Linked DNA regions of Homo sapiens: all the other regions are linked to region 1. Evidence: chromatin loops called from intact Hi-C (ENCODE). Cell type or tissue: MCF 10A. All regions are shown on one strand. Each heading gives the region's core, and the rest is flanking DNA. Links, peaks and the distances in the headings are about the cores only. Region 1 overlaps C1QTNF7-AS1 (C1QTNF7 antisense RNA 1). Region 2 overlaps CPEB2 (cytoplasmic polyadenylation element binding protein 2). Region 3 holds the start of LINC00504 (long intergenic non-protein coding RNA 504).

Region 1 (11,126 bases), core at 4,107-9,106:
CCTGGAATAAGCTGATCTGACAAATTTCCTTACTCATTCTTTTAAGACCTGGTTTAGACATATCCTTTCTGAAGGCTTTTCTGATTCACCCAAGCAGACTTGATCCTTTTCCTCTTTTGACCCCACTCTACCACTAGCAACTTATTAAGGGGCTTCCAATCTTGTAATTAAATGCTTATCTGTCTCCTCCAGTCCATAGTCTTCCTTCATGGGCTGGCTTCATACTTTTCTCTTTAACCCCCATCTTCTGTAAATGTTTGCTGATTAAATGAGGTGGAATGGGCACGGGAATAGTTCCCAACCTAGGGACTGCTGATCCTCCAGACATTCACCATAGCAATAACTAGGATGCATAAGCCATTATTAATCTTAAACATTTTTAATGAATATTGCACATCTACTCTCAAGAGCTTAGCTCCAGCTGTGTGAAATGCCCCTTTACTTGGTGGTTAGTTTATCAACTCTGTGCTAATACAGCTGTCAGATAAGATATCATTGGCTACACGTAGATCAATAATGAAATTATTACTTAGTCAATAGGATGTTCTTTCTAAGTAGACAAAATCATTGGTAACCTGATGTCTTTGTAGGGAAAATAAAAACAATAAAAAGAAAAAGATAACTGGAGCTTTGGGGGACATTGTCTCACAAAACCTGTCACTGAATAAGGGTTAGAGTTGATAGGAATAGTTGGCTTTGCTGACTGTCTAAAACAAAGCCAGGCAGAGGACATTTCTGGATTCAGAGAACAATGGAGGTTCCTTGATTTCAAAACTTACCACACCCTCCCAAAAGGAAAACAAAGAATAACAAGGAGAAAAAGCAGACAAAACGACACATGACCATGTCTTTTGTTAGTAGGAGACAGAAGCATCACAACCTCTAACTTACCTGTAAGTAGAGAAAAAGGTGAATTCCAATAGAGCCCCTGCCTGTGGGTGAGAGATTAGAAAAGGGGAGGCTTGAGAGTCTTCATAAAATGTGCAAACAAAATAAACCCAGAAACGAAAGTCCAACATTAAAATCCAAAGTACAGAATGTATCCTGTGACCTGAAATTGTCAGTACTGGACACAGGGCAGAGAGAGAAGAGAGGGAAGAGAGGGAAGAGCTGCAGAGAGAGAAGAGCTGGTGCCCCTGGGAGACAAACCAATGAAGAACATCAGCAGGGGAGATAAATTACTCTCCAAGAGAAATATACCCTCCTTCACCCCATCCCACCCCAACTTAGGGCCCAAATCATCCATAAAAGAAACTACCTAGAAGAGGGAAGAACGCGAAGAAAGGGAAGCTCTTAAATTAGGAAGCCTGTTCATGAAACGAATAAGAATCAAGAAAATCAAGCATATATATATATATTTATATATATATATATATATATATATATATGTATATATATAAAATAATATATATAATAATATATATCTCATATAATATTTATATGAGATTGTTATAAAAAATTAGAAAATGAGAATCAAAGCATTTCTGTTAACAGAAATTCTCCCCAGGAAATTTAGCCAAAAATCAGAAGAAAACTCTAAAACAAGTGTAAAGGAACACTCCAAAGTGAATCAATTTACAGATATGAAAAAACACATTGAATCAGAAATATGAAAACTAGGAACAGAAATAGACCCCCAAAAAAGCACACACAACAACTACCCAGAAAGAACCCCAAAGAGTAGGTTTTCAAAATAATTTTTAATAAAGATAGGGTCTTGCTATGTTGCTTAGGCTGAACTCAGAGTCCTGGGCTCAAGTGATTCTGCTGCTCATCCTCCTAAGTAGCTGGGACTGCAGGTGGGTGCCACCCAGCTTCCCTGATCTGATCACTATACTTTATGTGTATCAAAATATCACTGTGCATCCCATGAATATGTGCAATAACTGTGTTGATTTTTAAAAAATTAAAAGAATGCAAACAATTTTTTAAAACCCAGAAAATAATAAAATGAGTGAAAATGAATTGGGAAGGGACTTGGGAAAGAAATAGGGCAAAAGATAAAAGTTCATCAGTAATGAAGACTGAAGAGGAGGATAGAATCAAATAAAATGGAAAGAATGTTGACAAAAATAGATCACCAATCAAAATAATGATGACATGAAGAACAAAGTAAAAAAGGTCAGAGGGAAACTGGTTGAAATGACATAAAATTGGAAAAGGGTGTCTAACATACCTATGATTGGCATCCCCAAATAAGAAAATAAATAGAACTAATATTTTAAAAAGTGAAATTCCAGAAAAGTTCCAGAACTAAAAGGAAAACTGAATTTACACATAGACAGGGCCTAAAGGGAACTAGGAAAAAATGGAGTAATTGATTCTGGGACATGGTCTAGTAAAATCAATAGACATTAAAGGAAAAGAAAAAATCCTCAAGTCCTCCAGGCACAAAGATAGAATAACTTAGAAAGGCAAGATAATTAGTTTGTCATCAGACTTCTTTAAAACAACATGAAAAGCAAGGCAATAGCAGAGTTGCATTCTCTGTTAGGGAATGAGCTTCAATCAACCAAAAGATGTCTGGGAAAGCTTTGCCAAAAGTACTAATAAAAAATAATATGTAGACATTACATGTTCTCACAAATAAGAACGAACACAACTTTAAAAATGAGAGGAGACTTCAACTTCTACAAAAGTGAAGAGGACACATTTTCCTATATTTCTACCACTGTGTGAAGCTAAAAATCTGAACATTACATGTAAAATGAACATAAGAAGGCTTGGAAAGGTGAAGAGAAGAAAATAGACTTCTAGAGACTGACAAAAGGCCCTGAATTGGAAAGGTGCACCGAAACATGCCAGCACTAGAGATAAATCAAAACAGAATTCTAAAAAAAGTTCAAGTAACCTACAGGAAGGCAGAAAAAGCAAAGCTGGAAAACAGAAGAAATAAGCAGAGAACAAAAAACAATATGGCAGACTTCAGCTTTATTACATCAATAATTGAAGGCAACACCTTCAAAATGGCAAACTATAGATGGAGGACAAATTACTGATGGCCAGTGTTTTGGGATTTAGGGAGGGATGGGAGTAGAGGTGGCAATACAGAAGTAGCCCAAGGGAGATCTCTGTGGTAATGGAATGTCTGTGTTTTGATCACAGTGGTGGTTACACAAATCTGCCATTGTGATAAGACAACATAGAATTATATAAACATGTTATACCAATGTCAATTTCTGGTTTGATACTATACTATACAATTTTGTCATCTGTAACTATTGTGGGAAACTGAAGTGTACATAGGACCACTCTGTCCCATCTTTGCAACCTCTGTGAATCTAGAATTATCTTTAAATAAAAAATTATAAAATAAGTAACAATATTAAAATAGGAGGAGAAGACAGAGAAATAGTAAAAAGCAGAATAAATCATTTAGGTGTAAGTAGAAGAATTTTTTTGAACTGAAAAGATAATAAAGAAGGGTAAGTAGGAAAATAGAGAATTAGTAGAATATAAAAAGTATTGATACCAATAAAAACACTATGCTAAAAAGAAAATTTTTGTGAAAACCAAAAGTAAAAAAAGGAGAACACATCAAATAGAGAAGAAACACAGTAAATGTAATGAAATGTACACATGTATCAAAACATAAAATAGTCAAAATTGAGACCAAACCAGTCAGTCCTATCAATAAACATGAAGGGATTTAGCATATCTATTTTTTAAGTATGCAGCATTTCAAATTGGTTTATAAAGCAAAACCCAACTCAATACCATATATGAGAGACACTCTTTAAATGAATGAATCAAAAGAACTATAAATGAAGGGATGGACAAAAACTTACCAAGGAAATGGAAATAATCAAAGTCAGGCATCTATGCTGTGTGAATTATTTAAGAACAAGGCTCTGTAGTAGGATGCCTGGGTTTGAATCCCTGCCCATTCCCATCTCCTAATATTTCTCCTTCATTTATTCTGTTCTAGTCAATCTGTCCCTCTTGCTGGTCCTCAGAAATTCCGAACACCCTCCATGTCCATGCTCTCTTCCTGGATCAGTCCTTCTCCAGGTACCCATGGAATTGCTTCACCACGTTCTTTGTCTTTCTTCCCTTAAAACTCCTTATCAGAGAGGAGATACCTAGCCCGTATATAAAACAGTAATCCCTAGCATTGAAATACAAAATAGCAAACTGCACAGCACTTATCATCACTTGACATATGACATGCATTAGTCAGCTTGGACTGTCATAACAAAATACCACAAACAGTGATTTAAACAACAGACATTTATTTCTCACAGTTCTGGAGGTTGGAAATTCCAGATCAAGATCCAGTAGAGTTTGACTCCTGGTGAGAGCTGTCTTTCTGACTTGTACATGGCCACCTTCTCGCAGCAGTCCTCACATAACATTTCCTCTGAGTGCATGTTCTGAGTTCCTCTTCTCATAAAGACCTTAGTTCTATCAAATGAGGGTTCCACCCTTGTGATTTCATTTACCTTAATTGCCTCCTAAAGGCCTTATCCAAATACAGTCACTCTGAGGGTTATAGCTTCCACATAAGAATTTTGGGGGAAGATAATTTAGTCCATAGCATGACATATTTGTTTATCATCTGCTGATGCAGACTCCATGAAGGCAAGAACCTACCTGTTCTGTTCACTGCTGTGTCCTACTGTCTCAAATATGGCCTGACGTAATTAGAGCTCAAGAAAAACTGTGATGAACTGTGAATTAATGAATAAGTGAAAAAAAGCTAGAATGTCTTTGGTGTGTCCTTGCCCTCACGAATCTTCCCTTTTCTCATCCATAAAAAGGGAATAATAAAAATACCTCTCACTGTTCTGTTTTAAAAATTCAAGGAGGCAATTCATGCCAAGTGTTCCCTATTGCACGTAGCATATAGTAAGAGCACAGTTTAGATTAGTTATTGCTGTATTATTGTTGTCATATGATTATGTTGAGGCTAATGTACTACTGTGTTCCTCATTACAAAGCTGATCAAGATGGAGGAGACAGGAGAGAGCTGGCCCAGCACGGTCTAGAGGGATGGTGGTCGTTGTTTCAGCAGATGTCATAGATAGGTGCTCTTGTTTTTAATTTATACTTTGACATGAAATTGGAGATGTTTACCTGGCTTGAGAACAAACAAGCCCATGCCCTATGTTTTATGGTCTATATAGGTAGTTAATAACCTGTTCTACCATCCTGTTTCAAGTTTTATGATATCACTATGATCTGACCTCTACACATGTCACCATTTCCATGGGATGTTGGGAAGCCTCATTCGCAATTGTGGGAGAGGGAACATGCTTTTTTGCATAGCCCCTAGTCCAAATCTACCCCAGCTGGGAAGGCTTTGGAAATTCTGGGTTCATCACACTACAGGGTCTACAGTCAGGCAACCTCGGTGGACACTGATCCCTCGGAGGAAGATAACTAAGCAGATGAGCTTATCCAAACCTTAGACTCAGCCAGCTGATTATCTCTTTTAGCTTTATCTGAGGAAACAATGCATTACCATGCCTTCCTCTCACCCCAGTCTGTCCTCTAATCCTTAACAACCCACACAAACAACCACAGAATTCATGGTCAAAATTGAGCCCTGAGTGAATCTTGACTCTTTGAGCTTTTGTCTTGGGGAACAATTAATCATTGCTGAGAAGCAGATAAGATGTGGCTTGTGCACATCATCCATCATTCTTGCCGAACTCGAGGAACTGTCCAGTTATTCTGGAGTTGTAGGGTGGAGGTTGTCACCAGCATCAGCTGGCAAAATACCTTTATAGAACATTCAGGCCCATGGAGTCTGTTTCAGTCAGCAAATCCAAAGGGTATTGTCTACTTCTCTGTACAGAAGGCAACTGCCCATGCACAGACTCCCACACCAATGCCTGACCTGTCCACAGCCAGACCTGTGATGGGCTTGGTGTTAGATCCCAAAGCTTTTTTGACCCTCACCCAACTGGTTTCTGCCTTTGGGAATAGAAATGCTGATAAGGAAATAGTTGTCTTCAGATGGCAATCACCTTAAGGAAGTACAAACCTTGAAGAGCACCTTAAAATATAAAACCAAACAAAACAGACTGTATCTGAAAGATCAGATTGCTACCGCTATTGCTTCAGACTGCCAGAAGATGGGGCCCCATCTATTTTTTTTTAATATTCTTTTGCAAACTCCAGATATTGTGGGAGAAAACCTGGGTCGGTGAGTTTATACCACAGCAAATGATTTCACTTCAGCTTTATTTTTGCAGCTTTCTTTCTTTCTTTTTCTTTCTTTCTTTCTTTCTCTTTCTTCTCTCTTTCTTTCTTTCTCTCTCTTTCTTTCCTTCTTTCCTTTCTTTCTTCTTTCTTTCTCCCTTTCCTTTCCTTTCTTTTCCTTTCCTTCCCTTTCCCTTTCTCCTTCCTTCCTTCCTTCCTTCTCCTTCCTTCTGTCATCTTTTCCTTCTTTCTCTCTTTCTGTCTCTTTCTTTCTTTCATCACTGTGTATTCTTTGGAGACTATTTGAGAACTCTTTTCTCCTCTTTTTATTTTTAAATATACATAATGACAACTCCTCAAGCTTGGCTTTCAAAATGAGTAAAATAGAAGCCATGGCTCTTTCACTAGTTGCCACTTACTTCAGTTTTTTACCCAGAAAAATAGAAGTTTAATAACATCTGCCATACCTATTTGGTGGAGCCTTATTTTAAGCCTTTGAAAGCCTCAGAAGAAAGGTGGAATGCCCGCTAACAAAGAGTGATTATCTATCCTCAAGGACTCAGCTTGGGAGACCCCATTATCACACCACTCCCACATCAGGAGGTAACATAACAAAAGGTAATAAAGGAGGCCTTTTGTGAGTGTGTTGGGGAAGAAAGATGACTCTTGAAGAATAAGCAGGAGGAGGTGGGAAATGAAAAAAGACAGGAGAGAAATGCTATTTCTCTTTTTTGAGCAGTATAATTTACTGTATGCATCCTCTGAAATGCTCTATTGTATGTATGTGTGTTTTCCCTTTAGTAAAGGCCTAATTTCCCCCCTTAACTCAATTCCTCTGTCCCAGTTTAAAAACAAAACCAAACAACAAACCCTCCTTCCCCCACCCCCTGCCACACACACAATTCACTGGACTTAAGTGCAGTTATAATTTCTGTGACAATATGAAGAATTTCAAAACCACGCTTGCAACTTCTTAGTGAAATTATACTGTGGCTCCCGGAAAAAATCAGCTTTACAGAGCAGCTTATGCTGAATCCTAGCCTGGTTCCCAGTCAAGCTATACACAGAGAACCCCTGTCAGCAGAGGGGAAAAATCTTCTGATGGGTTGATTGGGTGGTTGGACCAGCCCCTCTCAGACATCTTGGTGGCACCAGATACAAGGAATTTACAGATTTTATGGTATGATTCAGTTCCTGATTAAGGTTCACAGGCAAATGGTCTGGCTGTGGCTAAATCTTGCTTGTCTTGGAACCACTCTCAGGCAATACCCTGCTCTCTCTGAATTGAAATTGGCAGTTCCCTTGACTCATTTTTTTTTTCTTTAATTTAAGAGACTGTGTTGTGTCTTTGTGTCAGTGAAGTCTTAAGATTTTTGTAGTTATATATAAGATATTCACTAGCTTGAGACACCTGCCTTGTGTATCTGGACTTGTAGGCTACCTTAGAGAAGGTGCTTTTGGGCTGAATTCAACACCCTGAGTTCTGAGCCATGTTGTGTCTTGCTGAAGAGGTCAGCAATATTGTCAAAAATGTGAACCTCTTGGAAGATCAGGTCTAGTTAAATCCCTGCTAGTCCAGTTTTCTTCCAGATTTCAAGCAATACTGTCAAAGATAAGAGCATTCACCAGTCATGGATACTACAGCTATTCAAGCTATTCATTTCTATAGATGAGATTAAGGTTGACCATGTGGCTGACCCACCTTCATCAAACACTTCTGCAAGTGCAAATGTCCTGCTTTGTCATTTGCACCATCTTCTCCTCACAAAGCAGGCAAAGGGGACTATGTTCCAGCTCCTAACCTTTCTCCATAGACAACTAAAAATGGCAGGCAGTATAGTAGTTAAGCCCCATCAACTTCAACTCACATCTCAACCTTATTAATCACTAACTGATCTTATGTCTTTACTGTAAGCCCTTGTCCTTATATATAAAATGGGGATTATCAGAGTGGCTGCACTCTGCACAGTGTTTGGCACACAGTGAGGACTCAGTACATGTTAGCCCTCATTCTCCTCCATCCTCAGCAACAGATAAAAAAAAAATAGAAAAACTGCAATAGACTTTAGAAATCATCCATTCCAGCAACTTTGAAATCTTTTAAAGCCATGGAGAATGTTCCGTAGAAATGAAACTGTCGGCAGAAACATAAACTTGTGAATTAGATCCATGAAAAGTGTTTCTGAAGAAGGTAGGAAGAGCTGGAAGATGAGGGATCCTACCTGCCTGGCCCTCCTCCTTCCTTTCCCTGTCCCCAGAACACTCCTGAAGATCACGTCTCTAGCACATTAGAATTCCCAGGTTTAGACTCAGACAACCACTCATCTAACCCTGATCCACCATGTTAAAAAAACAAGCTGACAGATGAAATGAGTCTCAGGTATGGCCATGTAGCTACAGAAAGACCTAGTCAGACTTGAAAAGCCTTTCTTTTTTTTTTTTTTTTTTTTTTTTTTTGAGACAGAGTCTTGCTCTGTTGCCCAGGCTGAAGTGCAGTGGCAGGATCTCGGCTCACTGCAAACTCCGCCTCCTGGGTTCAAGCGATTCTCCTGCCTCAGCCTCCTGAGTAGCTGGGACTACAGGCACCCGCCACCACACCTAGCTAATTTCTGTATTTTTAGTAGAGATGGGGTTTCACCATGTTGACCAGGATGGTCTCGATCTCCTGACCTCGTGATCCACCGGCCTCGGCCCCCCAAAGTGCTGGTATTATAGGCATGAGCCACAGTGCCCGGCCCGAAAAGTCTTTATTACATACCCTTGAACTAGGCACTGGAGAAAAGTTCTATTAGTCTTCATCTACTTTATGTTCTGAAGCTAAAATCAGGGTTTATGCTCTTGCCAACAAGCAAAATATTTAGAATTCAGACTTGTCTAGAACATTAGAGATGTCTGGGCATAGTTGATCCTAAGATCCACTGAATGTATAAGCTAGTAGCTGAGACTAGATTTCTTCATAAAAAGATGAGTAGGGCATCCCCGGCTTAGAATCAAATGTGTGGTCCAGATGGCAGTATAGGATCAGAAAGTGGTAATAATCTGGAAACACTGGGGCCCATAGGGGATGCTTCATGAAGGGTTTTGTACATAAGGGAGCCCTTGATGGGAAGTTAGAACCTCAGCAGGGGAGAGAGGGTTAAACATTCACTAGAGAGGGAACTCTGAGCAAAGGTGTGCAAAACAGCATACATGTGGGAAGATACCATGGAGAGATGGTGGACGGGAGGCAGGACTAGATTCCAGCTCTGGACAGAGCAGCATGCGGAGGCTTACACTGTGAATTTTAGCTGCAGATCCACTGCAAGAACAAACTAGCAATCCCAAGAGGACCCACAGACTCTCTGAAGAAAGTGAGTTGCCCCTGCAGGACCTAGGAGACACCCCAAATACTGTGAGTTCCCCAACTGTGGAAGTGGGAAAGGGAGACCCCCCTCTCCTGAACACACCCACCACTGGAGAAGCTGAAGGTCTGTTTGCGGGAGAAGTTTCTAAGTTTATCTGGAGCTGAGTCAAGTTAGAGAGCTAAGCAAAATACAGGGGTAGAGGAAGCAGCAGAAAGGCCCTGGGAGCTCACTGGACCCCCAAGCAGCCCATTCCTGCCTGACACCACAGGGATCCATCAGGAGGGTGGCCAGAGGAGCAGGGGGTAAAACTCCACAGGGAGAAGGAATTCTCTAGCTGAACTCTGTAACAATTTGAACAGGGCTTGAAGCCTCCTGGCCAGAACTCAGGGGAGGGCGTGAATCAGGTGTGCAGACTTCACAGGGAGGGGGAGAATAAAGCCCTTTTCTCTAGCTGCTGGGAGGCAGATAGCCTCCGGCAAGTTTTCAAGCCCCTTTCACACTCCACCAGGAAACAGACTTGGGGCTGTTGCGGGGGACACGGTGGAGCGAGGCCCTTCAGTTTGCATGGGAGCTTGGTGAGGCCTGTGACTACCGGCTTTTCCCGTTTGCTGACAACCTGCATGACTCAGCAGAGGCAGCCATAATCCTCTTAGGTGCACAACTCCAGTGACCTGAGAATCTCACTCCCATCCCCAACAGCAACTGCAGCAAGACTTGCCCAAGGAGAGTCTGAGCTCAGACATGCCTAGCCCCACCCCCACCTGATGGTCCTTCCCTATCCACCCTGGTAGTGGAAGCCAAAGGACATATAATCTTGGGAGTTTTAGGGCCCCGCCCACCACTGGTCCCTCTCCACACTACTATAGCTGATGCTTTCTGGAAAGCGCCACCTCCTAGCAGGAGGCCAATCAGCACAAAAATAGAGCAAGAGACTCCCTAACACATGAGGACTCACATAAAGTTAAAGGGTGGAAAAAGGCATTAAATGCAAATGGACACCAAAAGTCAGCAGGGGTAGTTATTGTCATGTCAGACAAAACAAACTTTAAAGCAATAGTGGAGAAAAGAGACAAAGAGAAACAGTGTATAATGGTAAAAGGCCTTGTCCAATAGGAAAATATCATAGTCCTAAACATATATGACCTAACACTGTAGTTCCCAGATTACTAACAGACCTAAGAAATGAGATAGACAGCAACACAATAATAGTGGAGGACTTCAATACTCCACTGACAGCACTAGACAGGTCATCAAGACAGAACGTCAACAAAGAAACAATGGATTTAAACTATACCTTGGAACAAATGGACTTAACAGATATATACAGAACATTCCATCCAACAACCACAGAATACACATTCTATTCAACAGGGCATGGAACTTTCTCCAAGACAGACGATGTGATAGGCCATAAAATGAGCCTCGATAAATTTAAGAAAATTGAAATGATATCAAACACTGTCTCAGACCACAGTGGAATAAAACTGGAAATCAACTCCGAAAGGAACCTTGAAAACCATGCAAATACATGGAAATTAAATAACCTGCTCCTGAATGAGTGCTGGGTCAAAAACAAAATGAAGATGGAAATTAAAAAATTATTTGAACTGAATGACAATAATGATACAACCTATC
Region 2 (11,126 bases), core at 3,676-8,675, 120 kb after region 1:
TAGCCATACTAACAAGAATCTTCACTGTTGGACAATAATGACTGCTTTTTTTCAAGAAGCCATAAAAGCTACAGATTTAAATACTCATTTAAAAGAAGAGTTAACTGAATATATATCATTGACAAAGTCTGACCTTTTACCTTGCCAATTATCCTTTTATCATATTCCAAATTAATATGACAATAAAAGGAGAACCATTAAATAAGTTATATCTACCACTGTAGTATACTTTAAACATGCTTTCTAAGAAGGATACCATACGTATGTTTTCAGGTTCTTACACCTCAAAGGAATAAAACTGAATGATAATGAAACACAACAAATTCATTTTGCTGGAATGCAGCAAAAGCCAGGCTCAAAGGAAAATTCATAGTTTTAAAAGCATATTAGAAAACAAGACATGCTTAAAACAAATCATCTTGTTTCTACCACAAAAAGCTAGAAAAAGAACAGCAAATAAAATACAAAGAAAGTACGATGAAGGAAATAAAGTAACAAAAAAGAGACATCAATCAACACAGAACTTACAAACATTAAAAGATTAAAAAGAATGTTATTAGCCACTTTATGGTAATAAATTTAACAACTAGAGGAAACAAATCCCTTGAAAAATGCAGCTTTTCAAAAATGGCACAGGGAGAAAAAATCTGAAAAGTTCTTTGTCTGCTAAAAAAAAATGAAAGTCATAACTTAAAATAAAAAAATCTTCCGACAGAGAAAAATCCAGGCCTAGATGGCTTTACTGGCAAATGAACTAGACTTTTGAAGAAGAAAAAATGGCAATTTTATACAAACTCTTCCAGAGAATAAAGAAAGAGGAAGCACTTCACAACTTTTTTTTACAAGTGCAATACTAAAATCTGACAAAAACATAAGGAAACTATATACCAATATCCCTCATGAACACAAATGCAAAAATCCTAAAAAATATATTGGCAGAATGAATCCAGAAGTATAGATAAAAATGGAAAACAAATCATGATTAAGTGGGGTTCACCCCAGGAACGTAAGATTGATTTATCATTTTAAAACCAATTACTGTTAATTGTACTACATAAACAGACAAAAATAGAAATACCATAAAATTATTTCCATAAATGTAGGAAATGCATCTGATAAAACTCAACAGCTATTCATAATTAAAAAAAAAAAAACCACAACTCCCAGAAAACTAGGAGTAGGAGGGAATTTCTTCAATCCAATAAAGAGCATTTAAAAAAAAAAGAGTGAAAGTCTGTAATAATAAATTATCAAATGGTTTCTCTTGAAGGTTTGGAAGGATGTTCACTCTATTTCTACTCAGCATTGTACTACTGGAGGTACAACAAATCAAAGAAGATGAAAAAAATAATTTAAAGTCATGAACACTGGCAAAGAAAAATAAAATTACTTAGTATAGACATAATTGTACATGTAAAATTCGAAGAAATCAAACTAGTAGAAATAATTGTATTTATCTAGGGAAGAAATGCAAATTCAATTTACAAAAACCAAATTATTTCTAAATGCTAGTAATAAACTGGGAAAAATTTTAAATATCATTTCCATACCTCATCCAAACCCACCAAATACTGACAAATAAACTTAACACAAGATATGTAAGACTTTTACACCGAAAATGACAAAAATTTGCTGTGGAAAAATGTTAAAAATATGAAATAAATGAATAAACAGAAGAAACCATGTTAGATGTAAATTCTTTCCAAATTATCCAATCTACAGACTGGATACAATCCATCCAAAATCTCAGCACACTGTCTTCTAGAAATTCACAAGCCAGTTCTAAAATTTATGATAAATCAAAGGCCTACGAACAATCAAGGAGAGCGTACAAAACAAACAAACAAAAAGCCAAAGTTGGAGGATTTACACTACCAAGTTTCAAGACTCACTAGTTAGCTATAGTTATTGAGACTGTAAAACTGATATTAGACAGATAAATGGAACATAATAGAGTCTAGAAATGGGCCTATACATGTACAGTCACTTGATGTTTTTCAAAGGTACCAATACAGTTCAATGTGGAAAAGTAAATCTTTTCAATAAATGGATTTCTAGTTGGAGGGGGAAAAATAAATTTGATCCTTGTATCACACCATACTGAAAAATAAATCCAAGAAGGATCACAGACTTAAATGCAAAAGTTAAAACAACGAAACTAGAATTTCTTCATAACCTTGTGGGTAGTGATAATTTCTTGGGACTAAATGACACTAATGGTGAATGAAAATAATTGGATTTTTATTAAAATTTAGACATTTTTCTGCTTATCAAAGATACTGTTAAAAAGTGGATGGCAAGCAATACGCTACTGGAAAATAGGACAAAATATATAAAGAACTCCCATAAATGAAGAAAAATGACCCAATTAAAAATGAGCAAAAGACTTGTAATGGAACTTTACAGAAGAATACAATGGAATGGGTTAGAAGCACATGAAAAGGTGCTTAGATGTCATCCTTAGTCATCAGGAAACTGCAAATTAGAGCCACAGTGAGGGACTACACACCACCAGAATGGATAAAATTAAAAAGCCAACACTTGGCCAGGCGCGATGGCTCATGCCTGTAATCCCAGCACTTTGGGAGGCTGAGGCAGGCAGATCACCTGAGGTGAGGAGTTTGAGACCAGCCTGGCCAACATCGTGAAACCCCGTCTCTACTAAAAATATAAAAATTAGCCGGGTGTGGTGGCGCATGTCTGTAATCCCAACTACTCAGAAGGCTGAGGCAGAAGAATCGCTTCAACCTAGGAGGTGGAGGTTGCAGTGAGCCGAGATCGGGCCATTGCACTCCAGCCTGCCTGGGCAGCACGAGCAAAACTCCATCTCAAAAAAAAAAGGCCAACACAGTCTCATACTCTACTGGGGTATAAAACTGGAAACTATTTGGCAGTTTCTAATAAAGTTGAACATATACTTGCTCTATGAACTAGTAATTCCACTTTTACTTATACATCCAAGAGAAACGAGTGCTCATGTCCACCCACATACAAAAAGGTACAAAAATATTCATGGAAGGTTTATTCATAACAAGTACCAAATGTATAACTCAAACATCTATCAATAGGAAAATGGATAAACAAATTCATACAATAAAATGTTATTCACCAATAAGAAATAACTGATAAAAACTACTAATTGTAATTTCCTTTCTATACAATTTCCGTACAAAAAGCTAATCATTTCTCTTTTACTTGAGACTGATACTTATAAATATTTAAAAGTAATTACTTATGAAATTATTTTTTTCTTTTAAAAGAAGAGCTGATATGGTTATTCCTAAGGCTCTTACCACAAGAGTTAGATGTGTTTTTTATTTCACCAGATAAATAATCTTAAAGGTAATATTTCCTTGCCGTTAAAATCAGTAAGAGAACCCTAAAGATATTAATTTGCAAACCCTATACTCAAAACAATTTAAAACTACAGTTTTGCATTGTTTAAGGTGGCAGATTTTTTTTGCTTATGGTCTTCTGCTTTTTGATTTTAGAAATTATCACTTGATCTTGACTCCAAACACTTCATTTCTCTGCATTGTTATGAAAGAAACCCAAATCAAAATTATTGACCCTACTACAAGGCAACAAGAATAAACCGTTACACAAAAATGCTACTCCCATGAGTCTAAATTAAAATGTATATACGCTCATATATATATAATATGTATGAATATGTGTATATATACACACATATGTACAGGTATTTATGACAGATATTTATGTACATAAGCACTGATACATACATATGAATGAAAGGCAAATTGAAGTTTTGTAATAGAAAATACAGATAAAACATCTGAGAATTTAGAAGCAGAGAAGATTAATTATAACCCAGGCTGGAGTGAGATTCTAATTAAAGGTTCTTTAAAAGAGAATGATTTACAAAGAATGAGATAGTTATAGACAGAAAAGGATAGAGGAGAAAAAGAAGTAGAGGGAAAAAGCCTTCCTTCGGTAGAAGATATTTGCTTAGCCAAAAGCACAGAGAAATATTCCAAAGGCCATATTAAGGTAAAATACAGAAAACAGGAGATATTCTTAACTATGAGTTCAAGAACCCTACCTACAAATGCAAGTATAATAGCTTACATTAAGTTTGCTACCTAAAATGTATAATTTTAAAGGCAAAATAGTAGTTATAATAAAGATTATAGATGAATGAAGTAATAAGAGAAGGAAGAGCAAAACGAGAATAATGGCTATCCCCTATGGTCTCTGGTCTCCGTGTGTGTGTAGGTGTATGTGCGGCACACATCCATGTATGTTAGAGAAGTTATAGGTGGTTACTAACTCTGACACTGGGCGCTATGCTAATGTTACCAAACATTAATTTAAAAAACTATCAAAACAACAGAAGTATATTTCAGATTGATCTATTTTCAGCATTATCTGTTTAATCAAATACACTCGGGTATGATTCTGCAAATAACTGAGAAAGGCACCATAATGTACACACTAACGGCTTAAAAATGTTTTGCTCCAATAGGTTTGTACCTTTCTCATTAAGGATAAAGAAGATAATTTACTTAAAAAATTTATAATCTATGACCTTATATGTCTTTGTAAATTTTATTTAATTTCTAGATATATATGCTTTAAAATTAGGTTTACTAAAATTTGTTTTCTATAAAAATTCATATTGCTGGGTATAGGTGTAGAGCAGACACTACCAGTCTCTTAAAGGTTAGGAAAGGGAGGTCAGCAAATTTTTTTCTTTAAAGGGTCAGTATTAAATATAATATTTTACATTTTGAAGACCAGACATTTTCTGTTGGAATTACTCAACTGTGCTATCATTGTAGTTTCAAGGCAGCCAGACAAAAGTCAATGAATAAATACTGGCTGCATTTCAATAAAACTTTGTTTACAAAAACAGAAGCCTTGGCCTGCGGGCCATGGTTTCCTGACCCCTGTATTAGTGTTACCCCAGCTTTTTTTTCATGCTTCAGAGATCTTGCCCACTCTCTCACAATTATTGAAGTTATTTATCAAGGATTTCAGCCTTGATTTCATCATAAAAATATCTGGCAGTGATGTTATTAGGGAGTGTACAGTTACCCTGGGTACTTCACAATTGTTCCAAATTGAAAATCCTGGATCAACTTCAAAGCAGTATACTATATTATTAATAATTCCTTATTTATTATAGCACGTAAGTCTGAATGACTATACACTATGAATAAATCAAACTTCTCTAATTAACCTTTCCATCATTTGTCTCCCTTTAAAATTATTTCTCCTATCTTCTCATCCCATATGTAATCTACTAACTCAAGCTCTGGGTTTCCTTGCTTAAAAGGATTGCCTTCCGGGTCTTAGAACCATTAACTAAACTACGTTTTTATTTATATTACTAAAAATATTCTATATATTTTTATTCCTTTTGGAACACAGTAGCCCTTTAATCCTTTATTAAAGGAACTTATTGTGCTATAGAAATAGTTTAAGTTGAAAGGATCGAACTTAAATTACACTTCACGCCTCCCTTCACAACCCTCATCCTACTTCAATCCTGGACAAGTATGTTCACTCTCAGAATGGAATGGAAGAAACAATGAATAAAAAATAAATACAAATGATAAGTAGTTTTCCATATATTAAAGTCAGCTCCCCATATGAACCGTTTTCCTTCCTAATGCTGCCCCCTAGGCAGCTCTAAAGTAGAACTCTTTATGGCTACCAGGGGATAGAGATACACAGTAGTGATAGTAGGTTCCAACTAAAAAGCAGGGACAGAAATCTCTGCTTTTCTTAACTACTACTAGCATAATTACATTTTGATTATTCCTAAAGTATATTTCATAAATTAATATCTGGAGCTAGCTTTATTTAAAGTTCTTATTGACATTATTAAGAAATTCAAGTACATAAAGTCATTTTGGTAGTAACTTGATTTGACTGTAGTCAAGTGAGAAATCTTTTAAATGAAAACAGTTTCGTGCCTGGGCTGAAAGAAGAAAAACAGTTCTTCCTGAACAGGACTACAAAAGTCAAAGTCAGAATGTCCTGTGAAAATAACTGTTCACCCATTATTGCACTGGTAGAAGAGCCATGACTTATTTTTAGCAAAAATTATATCAACTCAGTGTGACACATCCGACATGAACAGAAGATAAGCAACTCATTTTTCACAAAATAATTACTAAATAAATGCAGTTTCTTTGATGGATCAAATCTAACACATGAGGCTATATAAAAGGGGGTGTTTGGTGGTTAAAAGGTTATCAGTCTGAGGTTTATTATACCTAGCATGGAATAGGAAAAAACAGTAAAAAATAGGAAGAAAACCAGGTGACTAGCCATTTCTGAGTCATTCCTTTGGTATGCAGGTTTTAAAAAAATTGCATTACTTACCGTTTCAGTGTACTTTAAAATTCAGATAAAATCTCTCAGTAGTTATTTCTAATGAGTGTGCCTTTCACGTGACTCTCACAATCAAAATTTTAAAAGTAGACTGCTAGTGTTCATAATTTACTAAGGCCATATAATTTGAGATGAAAATTCAGGCATTCACTCCCCCTTATGCTAAGCCAAATATGTATGCCAACCATCAGTTCTGTCGTAATGGAAGCTTTTATCAGAAGCCTTAAAACCATGTGAGAGTCTTCCTTCTTCCAATGCAGGAAGGCAGTTCTGAAGCCGAATAAGTCTTTATGGCTTACGGGGGATAGAGATATATAGGAATGATAGCTGGTTCCTATATAAAAGCAGGGAAAAAAATTTTGTTTTTTCTTAATATAATCATAATCTACAATTATTGAACTGAGATGAAGACAAATAATAACATTACTTCCTAATACCTTGTTCCTAAGAACTTCTTAGGTCATGATATTTACATGAGAGCATACGAAATTAGACTAAATGTAAGTCACAACAGGTAAAAGATGAAAAATGTTTAACAAGGCAAGAATTCTGAATTGCTCTATAGTTTCAAAATGCCTAAAAATCACAGACTGGTAAGTGGGTTGTGTTTCAGAGAACTGAAGCTCCATTACTAAAATTGCATAGTGAAATAAGCTAGTCCATAGATTTGAAAATAGGTACTAAACTTCTAAACTGCTCCCCCCTTCTCAGCTTGCTAAGTTTTTAGAAAAGTTGTTCAGCTTCAATTTTTTAAGTCTTGAGTGTCTGTCTCCTCTAAGTTTTTAGTTAGAAAACTGAAGAACCAAAAGATTCAGTCAAGCATTTGAAAAAACCATATTAAAAAATTAAGTTAAATTCAGATAATCTGAAATATAAAATTGGGACCACTTAAGAATATAAAATACTAGTTTTGGTTGTCAGTCGTGGCAAATGGTTTTGCTTGTTTGTTGTTTAAAAAGTACACACATTCATGACTAGTTGAAAAGAAATGGAAGCACTGGCACATGTCTATAGGTGGCTCATGCCTGTAATCCCAGCACTTTGGGAGGCCGAGGTGGGCAGATCACCTGAGGTCAGGAATTCAAGACCAGACGGGCCAACATGGAGAAACTCCATCTCTACTAAAAATAAAAAATTTAGCTGGGTGTGGTGGCACATGCCTGTAATCCCAGCTACTTGGGAGGATGAGGTAGGAGAATTGCTTGAATCCGGGAAGCAGAGGTTGTGGTGAGCCGAGATCGCGCCACTGCACTCCAGCCTGGGCAACAAGAGCGAAACTCCGTCTCAAAAAAAAAAAAAAGTGATCAAAGGGCACTATTATTCCTGTCTATCCTCTATGGCTTAAGGGAGATTTTTAGAGGTCAAAGAAAACTCTTTTTATTCGGTGTGGCACTTGGAATAAGCCTAACAATATAAACATCATGATTATTGCTCATTTAAAGAACAATCTAGTAGCATACTTTTGCTTCCTCTCATCCCATCTACTAGTCTGCACATGGAAAAGGGAGAAGCAAAGTTTTAGCCACAGAAAACATCAGCTACTTTCCTAGGAAGTTCAATAATAGTCTTGCATCACATAGTCCTCTTTCCTTAGGATACCACACAAGAACTCTGTGGGGAATACTTTTGTGGGGGAGGGAAAGGAAAAAGGAAAGGGGAGAAGGTATGTGTTTGTGTGTGTGTGTGAGAGACAGAAAGGGAAAGAAGGGGTTATATTCTTAGAAAACAGAGAAATATAAGCAACATGATTTCTATAAATCACTGTTAAAAATAATCTATTTGGTGTGTGTTATTTTCAACTGGGTCAACATAAAACTAACAATCTAGAGCTGTAAATTATACATCATAAATATGACAGTTACACATTTAGAGAGCAGAAAAATCATACTTCATGCTAACTTCACTAATATTAAACATATTTAAGCAGACAAACCATAAACAGCAGCTTTATTTTAAGAGATACAGAAGTAACTTTAAAAACTAGAGTTAAATCTCAGCAGTTTAAAAGGGGAAAATTTATTAAATAACCACAATTAGTATAAAAATACAGTTCAAAGGTTAGGAGATTTAAAATTAAAAACTTCGACAAGTGCTCAAATCAAAATACAATTGTGTGAGTTTTCAGATATTGCATGAAAAATCTAGAGTAATTAATTACAACATTGATCAGTAAACCCCATTAGAAACAATTATACCATAGCAAACAGAAATGAATTACCTCGTCTTCGCCCATAACTCCTTGCTGCATGTAAACAAAGCACAAATTGTAAAATGTCAGAACTAAAAATAAGCCCACATATACAAATATTTCTGATACGAAAAGCTATGTGGGCATCTGAAAATTAGTGCTACTTTGTTTTAAGAGCAATGACAATGTCACCATATAAGATTTAAATGTTTTACCATTCTACAAAGGACTTTTATTTATAGGTAAATATATATCATCTGAATCATATAAAACTCTGAAATTAACAAGAAACACACATTTCATTATCATTTGTGTTAAAATTCACAAGTATTTGTTTCAGCTAATGAAGACAGAAATATACAACACTTTGCGGTAAATAGCATCCCAAATAATTTTCCCAATGAATGGAAACAACTTGAACTAAATGCTTATTTTTTCTACTTATTATAAAGAATGGTATGGCATATATAGTCCAATAAATAGCTGTTCAGATCCAATCTACATTATACCAAGTCCTGCATGGAAGTAGTGCTAGAAGACACAGATGACTGAGAAGATATACCACCATTAAACTGATACTCTGAAGCCTGTACAGATTAGACAGGATTTAAGAAATCAATGTTAAACTTGTTTAGAGAAATTACTATAGCTAATAATGCTTTCTATCACTTTAATATATGTTATAACAGCTATCTACTAATTGTTTATGTGTCTACCTATGAGGTAAGAGGGATTCAGATACAAATTACTATTAACAAAATCATGGAATAGTACATATGTTAAATACCATAAAAGTATATAGGCATTTCTATCTATGTTACTTGCAGTGACATAATTCCTATGGAAAAAAAAAAGACTGTAATTTCTTTTTCATAAGAAACTACTAGTTTGATAAAATCCACAAATTGTTTTAAAAGAACTCCTCCCCACAAATTTGAATACACAATGAGTATTTTTACCCTGAAATTAATATATGAAGTCAAGGCAGTAAACAAACAAAGACTGTTAAAATTAAGATCTTATTTTAAATTCACAGATTTTTTTAGGCCTGGAAAAAATTCAATATTGAATAAATCTTAAGTAAAAATATGTGCTGAAAGTTGCCAGAAATGTCTACCTAAAAATATAAAACTTAAAGATCAAAAGAAAACATTTCACATTATGAAATATACTTTTATTTTATGCTAATGCTTTACTACAAGGAAGTGTGTCTGTAACACACTAGTTCCTCTAATATAAAGTGGGAAAAACAAACTTGTCAACTCTCAGTCATTTAAATTCTAAGAAAAAAGTCAATCACTATAAGGCTTATATCAGACCCTTTCATATAAAATAACTTCATTTGCATCGCTGCCATTGTAGTGTCTTTATTTAGCTTGTAATCTGTTGCACACTTAACCTATCCTTGAGCTCCAATGACCCCAAAGTCTGGCAGATCTATTTTATAGCTTACCTGACCTATATATTATTTCTCCTCTCCTCAGATAGGAGTGAAAGTAGCACTTAGTATTTTGTTGTCTAGGTCTTCTAAACATAAAAGTTTTTAAAAAGCTCTAAGTGATGGGAGATCAACTGAAAAATCAGACTGATGCAATAAATTTTAATAGAGTGATCAAGAATAGACTATGGAGCTACACACGGGTGGTCATGCCTGTAATCCCAGCACTTTGGGAAGCTGAGGCGGGTGGATCACCTGAGTCCAGGAGTTGGAGACCAGCCTGACCAATATGGTGAAACCTCGTCTCTACTAAAAATACAAAAATTAGCCGGGCGTGGTGGCAGGCACCTGTAGTCCCAGCTACTCATGAGGCTGAGACAGGAGAGTTGCTTGAACCCTGGAGGCAGAGGTTGCAGGTAGATGAGATAGCGCCACTGCAATCCAGCCTGGGAGACAGAACGAGACTCCGTCTCAAAGAAAAAAAAAAAAAAAAAGAATAGACTACAGAAGAGTGAATAGTTGTATTAAGCCTAGAAATGGTCAACAGTCCCCAAAACACTTCACAGGATGTGAAGGGCTTCCTGCTTATCCCTGGGCATAGCCTAATGGTATTAATCCAGTATAAATTTGCTCTGGAAAATTTCATTCATAGGTGTAGAGAATTGAACATTTACAAAGCAAATAAAAATATTTTCATCAAGTTTAAAGTCAAATGATAAATTATGATGTCATAATGTCACAATTATTGACCTATTGAGAAAATTAATGATATCATAGCCAGTTTATGTTCTTAGCTGAGGCTACTCAATACTAAAATGGTAAAAATATGTATAAATTTCATAGCATCTTAAGTTTTCATTCCTTGGCTTGAATATAATCACTTAGAAAATTTCTCCAACTATCTCATACCTGAGGAATTTTAGAATCCTGTAAAGAGCTATTCTACTTATTTTTTGGGCAACTCTCAGATTCCAAGTATCTACATTACCAAAAATAGAACTGACTACAGATGAAGCTAAACCATGTGAAATATTTCCTATTCCCTGTTATGGAAATAACTAATCTGCCACCATCACACTAAACAATGGTGTGTGTATTCACTTTCCTACCAATATTTCTATGTGAATTTCTGGAGTA
Region 3 (11,126 bases), core at 2,106-7,105, 270 kb after region 1:
AAGAGCTTTAGAAAGTTGACAAAAACTACTCAGTTGGGAACTCAGGCTTGACCAACTGAAAGTCAAGTACTTAACTAGCCTCCAAGGATGTTAGAATGTAGTTCTAGAGGTCTTCACACCGCACAAAGAACAAGACTTCTAAATGTCATAGGATCCTTCCATGAGTTTAAAGGGCTTCCAATGATGTAACTTTGTGTATAGGGGATGTAATGGAGATAACAATGGGGCCATCTCAGCCGGCTGTTGGCTGCTGTGCCTGTTGCAGTCCTGAGTTGACCTGCCTGACAGCCTTGAATGCCCGAAGTTGCAACAGGCACCCTGGTCAATGACCCCTGTTGTGTTGCCAGCCAACAGCCCATAGCAACTGCCAGCCATGTGCATGAGCCATCTTGGGGCCATAGTTCAGGGAAGCCTTTAAGTCAGCTCAATGGCCAACCAACTACAACCACATGACAGACCCAACAGAAGAACCTACCAGTGGAGTCCAGTCAACCCCTAGGACAAAAATAAATTGTTTTGTTTTGGGTAGTTTTGTTACATAGCAATAGATAATCATAGCAGTACATTGAGTTGGGTTGAATTTTAGGCCTAACACAATTTTTCAAATTTTTTTTCCAGGAAATGGATTTTTGGCTTTCAAATTCAAATTCTTAGGTGGGAAAGGTTGTCTTTGATTATTACATAATAGGTCGCCTCCATTAGATGTTGGCAGTGAGTATGTTTTCTGCATCTATATTGGCAAGAGACTCTGTGCAGACGACATTTCAATAGATTAAGGTTTGGCAAAACCATTAGTGTATTTAAAAAGGGGGAAAACATGGTGTCTGGTGCCAAAGGACTTTTAAAGATTCCTGGAAAACAATGAAAAAATATTTAGAAATATCGAGAGTAGATTAGGTTATAGAGTAAAGTGCAATTCGGTGTTTTAACAGGCAAATCATGTCGGCCATTTCTAATTTTCTCATATGATAACATTGTGGACCAGTAGAGTAAAAGGAAGTAGGCTTAAATTCCTGAATCAATTTGTATTTGGTCATGCTATATTATTCTTTTAAACACCCATAGATTATGCAGCCTTGTGTCTTAGCTACGGTTTGTATAGAGATCCTTTATTACGTTTCCATTTTTTTCTTTTTGTTTGTTTGTTTTTTTCAGATTCTAACATTTTGCTGGCTTCATGAAGGAATGTCGAGGTTTAGGTTTTAATGATCTGGAACATTCTAAAAGATATTTGGTTGATTTGTCTTCATAGGCTTGATAGAATTCTCTTGTGAAATACTCTTGACCTAAAATGTGTGTGTGTGTGTGTGTGTGTGTGTGTGTGTGTGTGTGTGTTGTGAGAAAGTAGGCATAAAAGAGAAGAGAAGTCAATGATGACTCTAGAATTCTGGCTTGCATATTTGTTTGGCTAGTGTTGCCATTGCCTGAAATAGGGAGCTCTGAAAGAAGTCCAGGCTTAGGTGAAAATCTCATGGATTTGATTTTAAACAAATGTTGACTTTCAGATTTTGCCTGACGAGGAGCCTCAGAGTAGCATTGTACTTGTCAGAGACGATGACTAGGAAATTTGTGCAGAAGCTGTGTTTAAATGTTGTATTAGTTTGCTAGGGCTGCTACAACAAAATACCCCAAACTGAGTTGCCTGAACAATAGAAATGGGTTCTCTCATAGTTCTGGAGGCCAGAAGTCCAAAATCAAGCTGTTGGCAGGGTTCGTTTCATCTGAGAGAAGGATCTGTTCTGGGCCTCTTTCCTAACATCTGATAGTTCCTTGGCTTGTGGTGGCAAAACCCAGTCTTCATATGGCATTCTCCCCGTGTGTCTGGGGACACCCATCATATAAGCCCACTCTAATGACTTCATTTTAACTTCATTACCTCTGTAAAGCCTGTGTTTCCAAATGAGCTCACATTCTGAGATACTGGGGTTAGAACTTCAACATATGAATATTAGGGGGAAACACAATTCAAACCATAACAAATATCAAACATACTCTCTTAATTTAAATTTTATTTTTATTTTGGGGTAGCTATTGGGGTGGGGCTAATGAAGATTATTTGGAGGAAATGTTCCCCACCCACCAGCCACTCATTGTTGCTGCCAAAAATTTGCTGCTGTGTATTCAGGTGACTTCAAGATATTCAAAAGCATATGTTATGCTAAGTGAAAGAAGACAAGCACAGGAGACCACATATTGTATAGTTCAATTTCTATGAAATATTTGGAATAGGCAAATCCATGGAGACAGATTCATGGTTGTTTAAGGCTGGGGTTGGGGCTGGGATGTGGAGCACAGCTAATGGATATGAGATTTCTTTTGGGGGTGATAAAATGTTCTAAAATTAAATTGTGGTAATCAACATATAACTGTGGATATATTAAAAACTACTGAATTGTAACTTAAATTGGGTGAGTTGTATGATGTGTGAATTATATCTCAACAAAGTTGTTAGACATTGTCAGCAGGTGGATGTAGGAATATTTGACTAGATGAATTTTAATGTTCATTTCAGCCATGAGATTCTAAGATCCTACATTCCTTTATTGTTCTGAGTCTCAGTTTTATCATTTGTAGAATGAGGAGACTGGAGTCTATGGAATAGATGATTCCACTTATAACTGAGCTGAAAAACATCACCTGACATCCTTATTTTACCTACAGAGCAGACTAGTTTAGAACATGGACTTTGGAAGCAACATACCTGGATTTGAATCCAGTTCTTTCATGGCTCTGCAATTTTAGGCAAGTTATCATACTTCTCCCAAGCTTGCTCTCCAAAAAGGAATATGGAAGGGATGATACAAGTACTACCTTCTTCATAGGGCTGTTGGAAGGATTTAATGTGATAATATTCTAAAGGGCTCAGCAAACACTTGGCACATGGCAAGTCACTACAAGAAGGTAGCTATTAATTTCCTATGGCCAAGACTAATGGCTCTACTTCATTAGTGGACCAGATAATTCTTTTTCAACAGGAAACAGACCATTGTGTTGTCCTTTCTAATTTGATGTTCTATCATTTATACATCGCACGCAATTTTTAATTATTAATTCAGCAGCATCTGTGTCAGTCCAGAACATATTTTCCCTCACACCCCTCCTGCAGTCTGGTAAGATCTTTGTGTTATCAAATAATCAGACTGCCTCTGTTTACAAGAGGCACCAAAAGCCAGATCTGTAATCATTAAAAGCAATCCTGATGGATGTAAATACATCTAGTTAATATTTATTGAGCACATATTTTGTTCAAAATATTATGCCAAGCACAGAGGGAGCTGCAACGATGAGCAATATAAAGATGTTACTCTCACAAATCCCATGGTTTAATGGGGAAGACACCCCCATGTATTAATTCAGTGATACATCAGATATTATTAGGGGAATGGAAAGATATGTCGTACAGTGCATCTTGTTGAGCTCAATAATAGATGTATGAAGTAAGTGCTGAGGACACCTGGAGAAAGAGGTGATTGAGTCAATATGGAGAGGAGATGCCTGCCAGGTGGAGAGGTGAATGAGGCCATTCCCAGTTAAAATCAGGGAATAAACTGAATTTCTCATCATTCAACAAACAGCTCATGCCCATTCATGGCCTGCATTTCTGATTTGGAGACCAGGGAAGGCTTCATGTCTAGGTAGAGCTGCTTCTGGAATGACGAAGTAATATTTGGATATTTAGAGAAGAGACTAGGGAGGACGATCATAGAAAGGGAAGATACGATCAGATTATGAAAGGCCTTCATGCTAAAACACTGAGATCACAAAAACTCATAAAGGGGAATGACAAACCCAAAATTATGCATAAATGTGGCTGTGCACATGCTGGAAATAAAACACACAAGTGGCTTTTTTCCCACTTTTCACTTAGTGTTCTCAACCCAGAATTTTGTGTGCATTGATCAGGAAATTGCTCTTTTTTCCTAATAGGTAAGTATTTGAGCAACAAGGCAGCATGTAGTTTCAACATCAAGCTCACTGCTGACTCATTTTTCTCTCAGCACCTAAGCTTTTCATTGTCAGTAACATTAATTATACCTATCATTCACTCTAACATGACCTTTATTTTTTTCCTCTTTATAACATTCTCTCCACATGGGCTCATGTTTGGGAGGCTGGAGACTGGTGATGTCAGCCCTGAGTTTTCATCATGTGGCAATCAGAGCTCTAGAAGCACAGGTCAGACTTTCAGGCTCTTCTGTTGCTCTGCCTCCAGCATTACGTGCCTGAACTGAATTGGCAAGCCATTCTCTGCTACCAGGATGCAGAAAATCAGGTTCCTAATTTGCCAAACAATTCTTCATTTCAAAAGGTTAGGGCAAGATTTGCAGAAGAGAGTTGGAAGGAACAACCATTTATTAAGATATCAGTGAATGAATGTGGACAGTGTGCTCCAAAGACCCGTATTTGAATCCCAAATCTGCCACTTATTTTCTGGGTAACTTTAAGCAAATTGCTTCCCTGCTCTGAGGCTCTGTTTCTCCCTCCTCTAGAGAATGAGGATGGTATTATTTATCCTGCAGGCTTGCTGTGTGGCTTGAATGAAGTTCTCACTGCAAAGCATGTGATCCAGACTTGGGCACAAGGTTGACTCCTACTGTCAAAGGCTCAGCAGAAATGACAGCTATGGTGAGCTTTCACCTCCTGCAGGCTTTAGGAAACCAGTGTGTAATGGGAAAATAGAGTAAAAACGACTGATATGGTTTGGCTGTGTCTCATCCAAATCTCAACTTGAATTGTATCTCTCAGAATTCCCACATATTGTGGGAGGAACCCATGGGGAGGTAATTGAATCATGGGGGCCGGTCTTTCCTGTGCTGGTCTTTCCTGTGCTGTTCTCGTGATAGTGAGTAAGTCTCACAAGGTCTGATGGGTTTATCAAGGGTTTCTGCTTTTGCTTCTTCCTCATTTGTCTCTTGCCTCTGCCATGTTAGAAGTGCCTTTCGCCTCCCACCATGACTCTGAGGCCTACACAGCCACGTCGAACTGCAAGTCCACTTAAACCTCTTTTCGTTCCCAGTTTCAGGTATGTGTTTATCAGCAGCATGAAAATGGACTAATACAACTACCCTTGAAAATCCCTTAAGCCAAATGATTGCATATATGGTTTTATGCCCATGAAAATAAGGTCGCTTCTGGTTAGCGGCCAAAGTGAACAAAAACCAAGTAAACAAGACATATATTTTAGAATTAAGATCATATTGATCATAGAACTTATTCACCATGTTAGATATGCAGGGGAGTAAGAAAGTCCAGGGCCGACCTCATGGTTGTGCATTCTGTGCCATTGTAAAGGGCCTCACACTCAGAAGAACCCTGTGCTTGGCCCAATGCTCTGCTATCACTGTCTTGAAATTCTTAATTTTTGAATAGGGAGTCTCTCAATTTTACTTTCCTCTGGTCCCTACAAATTATATAGTCAGCCCTTGTCATATATTTAAATTATTATTTCTCACTTACCCTCATTCCCATCCCAATTTGGTATAGTTGAATTCACATAAAGGCTTATATGATATGTTGTATAGCTAACTGGCTGTGGTACACAGTATCTTAATGTATTTTCAAGCATACCCTCGGAGATTGGTATAATTGGCCCCATTGGAAGGATGTGTAATTTACTCAAGGTCATATGATTAGTAAGGCAATTGGTATGCCTGTCTACTCTTTCTATTATGCCACAATGAATGAGAAAAAAAAACAGAAGGAAATTTCAGTGCAAAAGTAAGAGTTATAGGAGTACATTTGAACTAAACCGATGAAGAGGGGCATGCTGGAACCAGCAACACATTATGTATTTATGTAAAATTCCTTCAGATGTGTGCTTGCTTCCTGGCATGAAATCTGCAGCATTTTGCTCGTCATTGTATTCCCAGCCCCTGGCATAATGGTTAGCATGTAGAGGACGCTCAATAAATACTTGTCGAATGAAGGATATTCCTGCCAGATTCTTCTTCATTCTGCATTAATAATTTGGCCTTCCTTCTTGCATATTCATATGTTTGCTCCTTTTATTTGAATCCCCGTCTGTTTGATAGAAGAATGTTCTTTAGCAAGCGTGACGATTAATGATATCAGGCAAAAAGCCCCAAGATCTTAACTGATGAACAAACACAAACTTTGTTAATGATGCTTTTTGTAGAAGACATTGCTGGTTTATTATGTATTTCAAGCTAAAGGAGAATTCTAGCTACCATTTGAATTCTCTGCTACCTGGAGTGCCTTGGAAAAGGCCTTGGGAGAAAGAACTCCTCTTGCAAGTTGCAATTTTAAATTAGGAGTAATCTCCCTGCCACACCTAGGAATGAATTAGCACACTCTTTCTGTGTCATTATCCATTCATCCTTACTCTGTCCCTATAGTCAATGTGTCATGAGGGGCTTTTGATTTTTCCTCCTAAATTGCTCAACACCACCCCTCCTCTCCATGATCGGTTATTTCTCCATCTTGGAACTCACATTTCTCCTCCCTGTACTAACCCAATGGCCTTTTAGCACGCCTCTCTGCCTCCTTCTAATGTAGTCATTGCACAGAAGCCAGAGAAGTCTTTCCAATAAAAGACCCTAAACTCAGCACCCTCCGATTACAAGGCCCCCAGTCTCTCACTGCCAACTGCGTAAGCTCATACCTATTGGCCCAGCATTGCAGAACCCTCACCATCCTTCTCTTAACTACCTTTCTAGTTGATTCCTCTGCATAAACCCACTCATGGCATAACCCAGGCTTGCAGTCTGGTTCTCTGAGAAGCAGACTCAAGTGCAGAGTTTAGTGTTCAGGTGAGATCAACACCTGTGAGGGGAAGGATGGAGGGAAGAGATAAACTATGGTAATGCAGTACCAATGGTGGCCTCTGCCTACCCCAGTGGGAGCTCTGGAGAAAAATTGCTGCTAAGATTTTCCCTCAGTGGACCCAAATGTCTGAGCAGTGGTGGGGAGGGGGCTGCTTCTGGGATGGTGTGACCTTGGGTAAGATGGCTCTCTGCAGCCCAGGCCACCCCTGAGGAGCTGACCGCTGGAGATGTTTCTCTGCGAATGTTTCCAGCATCTGGGAAAACAAAATTTTTCCCTCTCAGAAGGAGGATCTAGGAAGTGTATCTCCATGTTTACTTCACCTAATCTCTTTTTTCTGCAAAGAACTTTTCCTCCTTTTCTGTGGCTTCATGCCTTTGTACCTGCCTTTTCTTCTGTCTGAAATGCCACTTGCCTGCCTCTTTCTCCCTTTGATCTAAATACTTTTTTTGTTTGTTTGTTTTTGAGCCGGAGTTTTGCTCTTGCTGCCCAGGCTGGAGTGCAATGGCGCGATCTCGGCTTACTGCAACCTCTGTCTCCCGGAGTTCAAGAGATTCTCCTGCTTCAGCCTCCCTTGTAGTTGGGATTACAGGCATGCCCCACCATGCTGGGCTAATTTTGTATTATTATTATTATTATTATTTTTAAGACCGAATTTCTCTCCTCTTGCGCAGGCTGGAGTGCAATGGTGTGATCTCGGCTCACCGCAACCTCCGCTTCCCAGGTTCAAGCAATTCTCCTGCCTCAGCCGTACTGAGTAGCTGGGATTACAGGCATGCAACACCATGCCTGGCTAATTTTGTATTTTTAGTAGAAACGGGGTTTCTCCATGTTGGTCAGACTGGTCTCGAACTCCCGACCTCAGGTGATCCACCCATCTCGGCCTCCCAAAGTGCTGGGATTACAGGTGTGAGCCACCATGCCTGGCCTGATCTGCATAGTTTTAGTTTTCCTTTATGACTGATGTCAAATGCTAAGTCTTCTTGAAGCCTCCTGTCACTCATCCAGGCAGATTTAGTTGCTATTTAATATTTTCAGTCAATGTACATTGCATATATGCATGCATCATAACCTCTGGACACACTAAAGATATAGGAGGTACAATCCGTGCCCTTATGACCTCCTAAAGATATGTGTCCCTTTTTTTGTGCTGTGGCAATGCTCAGTGCTTTCTTTTATTTTTAGCATCTGCTACATTACTTCTTTATTCATCCACTCAGTTATTCATTTGTTCATTCACTGAGTATTAATCAAGCATTTGCCTTCTATGTATCCAGTGTTTCTGTAAGCCCTAGGATACAATGATGCATAGTCAGGTTTGCTGAAGGGTAAATATTAATCAATGGATCATATAAAGTTTGCACAATTCTAACTTGGACAAAGAGTATGAAGTTCATGGAGCTAGGAGGTTTTACAATAGCTCGTTTAGCCTAGTCAGGGAGGTCAGGGGAAGTGGGTGGTAGAAGTGATTATTACAATATAATTTGGTGAAGGGAGAGGAGAAGAAGCCTTTCAGGTAGAGATTGCAGAATGTGCTCAAGCCCCATGGCAGGAGAGTGGAAAGAGAATTTAAAGATGAAAATGAAGTTGCACGAGGCTGGAGTTCACAGAGCGAAGAGAATAGTAGAGAACAATGTGTCGTGATTGCAAATGCTCATGGGAATGTTTATAGCTTGGCATTTATGCTCAGAGCAGTGGGAAGCCATTGAAAGGTTTTAAGCAAGAGGTCGAAATGATCAGATTAGAGAGCTGAAAATATGCTCTGACTTCAGTATGGAGAATAGATTGGAGGATGGCAGAGATGCCATGTAGGAGGCAGGGCTGTTAACTAATGAAATGAGGGTAGCTTGAACTAAGGTGGGGGATGGACAGTGGGAGATAGATCTAGAGCAATTTAGGGGAAAATGAAAAACAAACCTGGCAATCCTTGGTGATTCGTTTGTATGTCATCTGGGATGACAGAAAGGGAAGTGTCAAAGCTGACTTTAGGTTCCCATTGATCCCTAGCTCTTTTGGATTCTAAATCTGATGAAAATTATAAACCTCTTTCTGGAGGCAGACACACACACACACACACACACACACACACACACACACACACACGCAGCATTTTGAATGTCATTTCAGAAGGACATATAGAACTTGTAAAGCCCATTTATGAGCCCCAGGTGGGAAAGAAAACCAAATCTTATTCCTCACTGTACCTCTTGATTCTATTCTAGAAAACAGTGTGGAATCTGGCATGCAGTACATGTTCGTTGAAGTAATGAATAAAGGTGAGAGGAGATAGAGGGCACTGAGACACTTCTAGTGGTTAATTTTCTGCCCTTTCAACTGCAATATGGATGTAGGCAGTTATAGAAGAGTTATAACTTGCATGTCTATGTACCAACTGCTCATTAACTTGCAAGGCAGCATTAGGTGGGAGAGTCCACAAATGGACTCATGAGCCTCCAGGTGGTGAAGAGGAATAAATTTCAAAGTATTAAGGTTCCAAAGACCCAAGATTTGTCTGCAGCAGCTGTCTCTTCATAATGCTAAGTACTTTGGACTAAAGAATAAAAGTGTCTGCCTTTATTTTATGTGGGGGAGTGCATCATTTAGAGATGAAGACAGTCTGCCTATGGCTGAATGGGTAAGTTAGGTTAATGTTATCGTGTGGAAGAAGCAAAAATGATAACTGTGTTCATAGACAGAGATTTAGAACAGAATCATGTCTTTGCAGATAAGACATTTCAGGAGGCCAGTAAAGATAAGAGGGAGAAAAAATGCATAGAAGGAAGTTTTAGGAAAGATTTAGTTTGCCCTTATTAACCCTAGGCTAGGTTGGATTTTTCTCTTTGTGCTTTGAACAGCTGCATGTTAGAAGGAATTGCCATCTGAACCACAGACTCTCTGAAGGGCCTTAGCGATCACCTGGTTCAGGCTCCACCAGAGCAGGAATTCCCGCTGCAAGACTCTTAGCAGATGGTTTGTGGTTCCTCCTGAAGCTGGGCTAATGAGGCTCTATTGAACAACTCTGATGAAAAGTCCTGTCCTGATTGTTTAGTCTACACCAGGAATGGCAAATAGATTAAATCTGCATGACAATTCTAATTACTCGATAGTGCTTAAGGATTCTGGGGCTGAGTCTCAATTATTTTCAAAAAGGCAATAATTGTTGTAACTTGGAAGCTAAAACTGTTCTATATTTGCCATTCCTGGGCTAGTTCTTTCAGTCAATGAATTCAACTTACATTTATTGATCATCTACTATGGGCCAGTAGTGTGGTGTTAGAGGGTTGGGTTATAAATATAATGGCTATTTCTCAGTTCACATTTTACCTGCCCTATCTGCTACATCAGATACAGTCGTTCACTTTTTTTTTTGAGACATAGTCTCGCTCTGTCGCCCAGGCTAGAGTGCAGTGGCACTATCTCGGCTCACTGCAAACTCTGCCTCCCAGATTCAAGCAATTCTCCTGCCTCAGCCTTCCAAGTAGTTGGGACTACAGGCATGTGCCATCATGCCTGGCTAATTTTTTATGTTTTTAGTAGAGACAGGGTTTCACCATGTTAGTCAGGATGGTGTCTATCTCCTGACCTTGTGATCCACTGGCCTCGGCCTCCCAAAGTGCTGGGATTACAGGCATGAGCCACTGTGTCTGACCCACTTTTCCCTTCTTAAAATATCTTCCTACCCCACAACCCCACCATCCAGCCCCACTGCAATACCCCTGCTTTTGGTTTCTCTGAAACCACATTCTCTCACAGGCCAGTAATAATCTCACAGGCTAGTCCTACTCAATTTTCTCTTCTTCTCTGTCTTAAAATGTCGGTTGGCCACAAGTATGACCCCAAATCTCCTTTTTCTCTCTGTCTCACTTTCTGTCTAGGTACGTCCTGTACCTCCAGTCCCATGTCTTCAAATACCATCTATATGCTAATGATATTCAACTTTTTGTCTCTAGTCATAGAGTGAAACCTATATAACCATCTGCTAGGTGACATCTCCACTTACAGATCTAAAATGCATCTCAAACATAACACATTCAAAAGAGAGCCCTTGATTTCCATATTTCCTCTATCCACCCCCAAAATCAGACCTCGCTCATCTGCCCATCTTCCCCGTTGGTAAATACACTACCATATATTCAGTGGCACTTGCAAACGAGTCAGATTTTCTTTCTTCTTATCACCATTCTCTATGCCATGAGCTATTTCTGCCCATTCTATCTCCAAAACTTCTAACTTCTTTCTAATCTGGCCAAGTCACTCTGCCCCTTGGCCATCCTGATCATTCTTTACTGGAATATGTCAATAAACCCCTGTCTGTTCTTCCTGCTTGCATTCTCACTTCCCAG

What was found. Peaks named below come from ENCODE experiments on the same cell type or tissue, not always from the same donor. Only the 100,000 strongest peaks of a DNase experiment are listed, where the experiment ranks them.
Region 2: a loop joins it to region 1, with 17 times the contacts of the local background. A loop is called at or near these places in 5 of 110 quality-filtered maps.
Region 3: it touches region 1 in a loop (2.8-fold over the local background); 9 of 110 quality-filtered maps call a loop at or near these places.

Annotation. Positions count from the first base shown.
Region 1 is chr4:15,157,847-15,168,972 of GRCh38, reverse strand. The region is part of intron 2 of C1QTNF7-AS1 (C1QTNF7 antisense RNA 1); the gene reads left to right. Among named protein-coding and RNA genes, the nearest start is that of CPEB2, 160 kb to the right of the region's middle. RefSeq lists enhancers at 9,369-10,087, 10,088-10,807. In MCF 10A, for the core only: a CTCF peak has its summit at 6,088 (motif pointing right); no DNase peak of the experiment used is centred there.
Region 2 is chr4:15,037,943-15,049,068 of GRCh38, reverse strand. It overlaps CPEB2 (cytoplasmic polyadenylation element binding protein 2), which reads right to left. Exons shown (of 12, transcript NM_001177382.2): 6 at 8,582-8,605. All of the region lies in intron 2 of C1QTNF7-AS1 (C1QTNF7 antisense RNA 1), which reads left to right. Among named protein-coding and RNA genes, the nearest start is that of CPEB2, 41 kb to the right of the region's middle. In MCF 10A, for the core only: no CTCF peak of the experiment used is centred there; a DNase peak (open chromatin) is centred at 5,648.
Region 3 is chr4:14,881,956-14,893,081 of GRCh38, reverse strand. It overlaps LINC00504 (long intergenic non-protein coding RNA 504), which reads left to right and starts at 4,913. Exons shown (of 7, transcript NR_126435.1): 1 at 4,913-5,023. In MCF 10A, for the core only: no CTCF peak of the experiment used is centred there; a DNase peak (open chromatin) is centred at 4,061.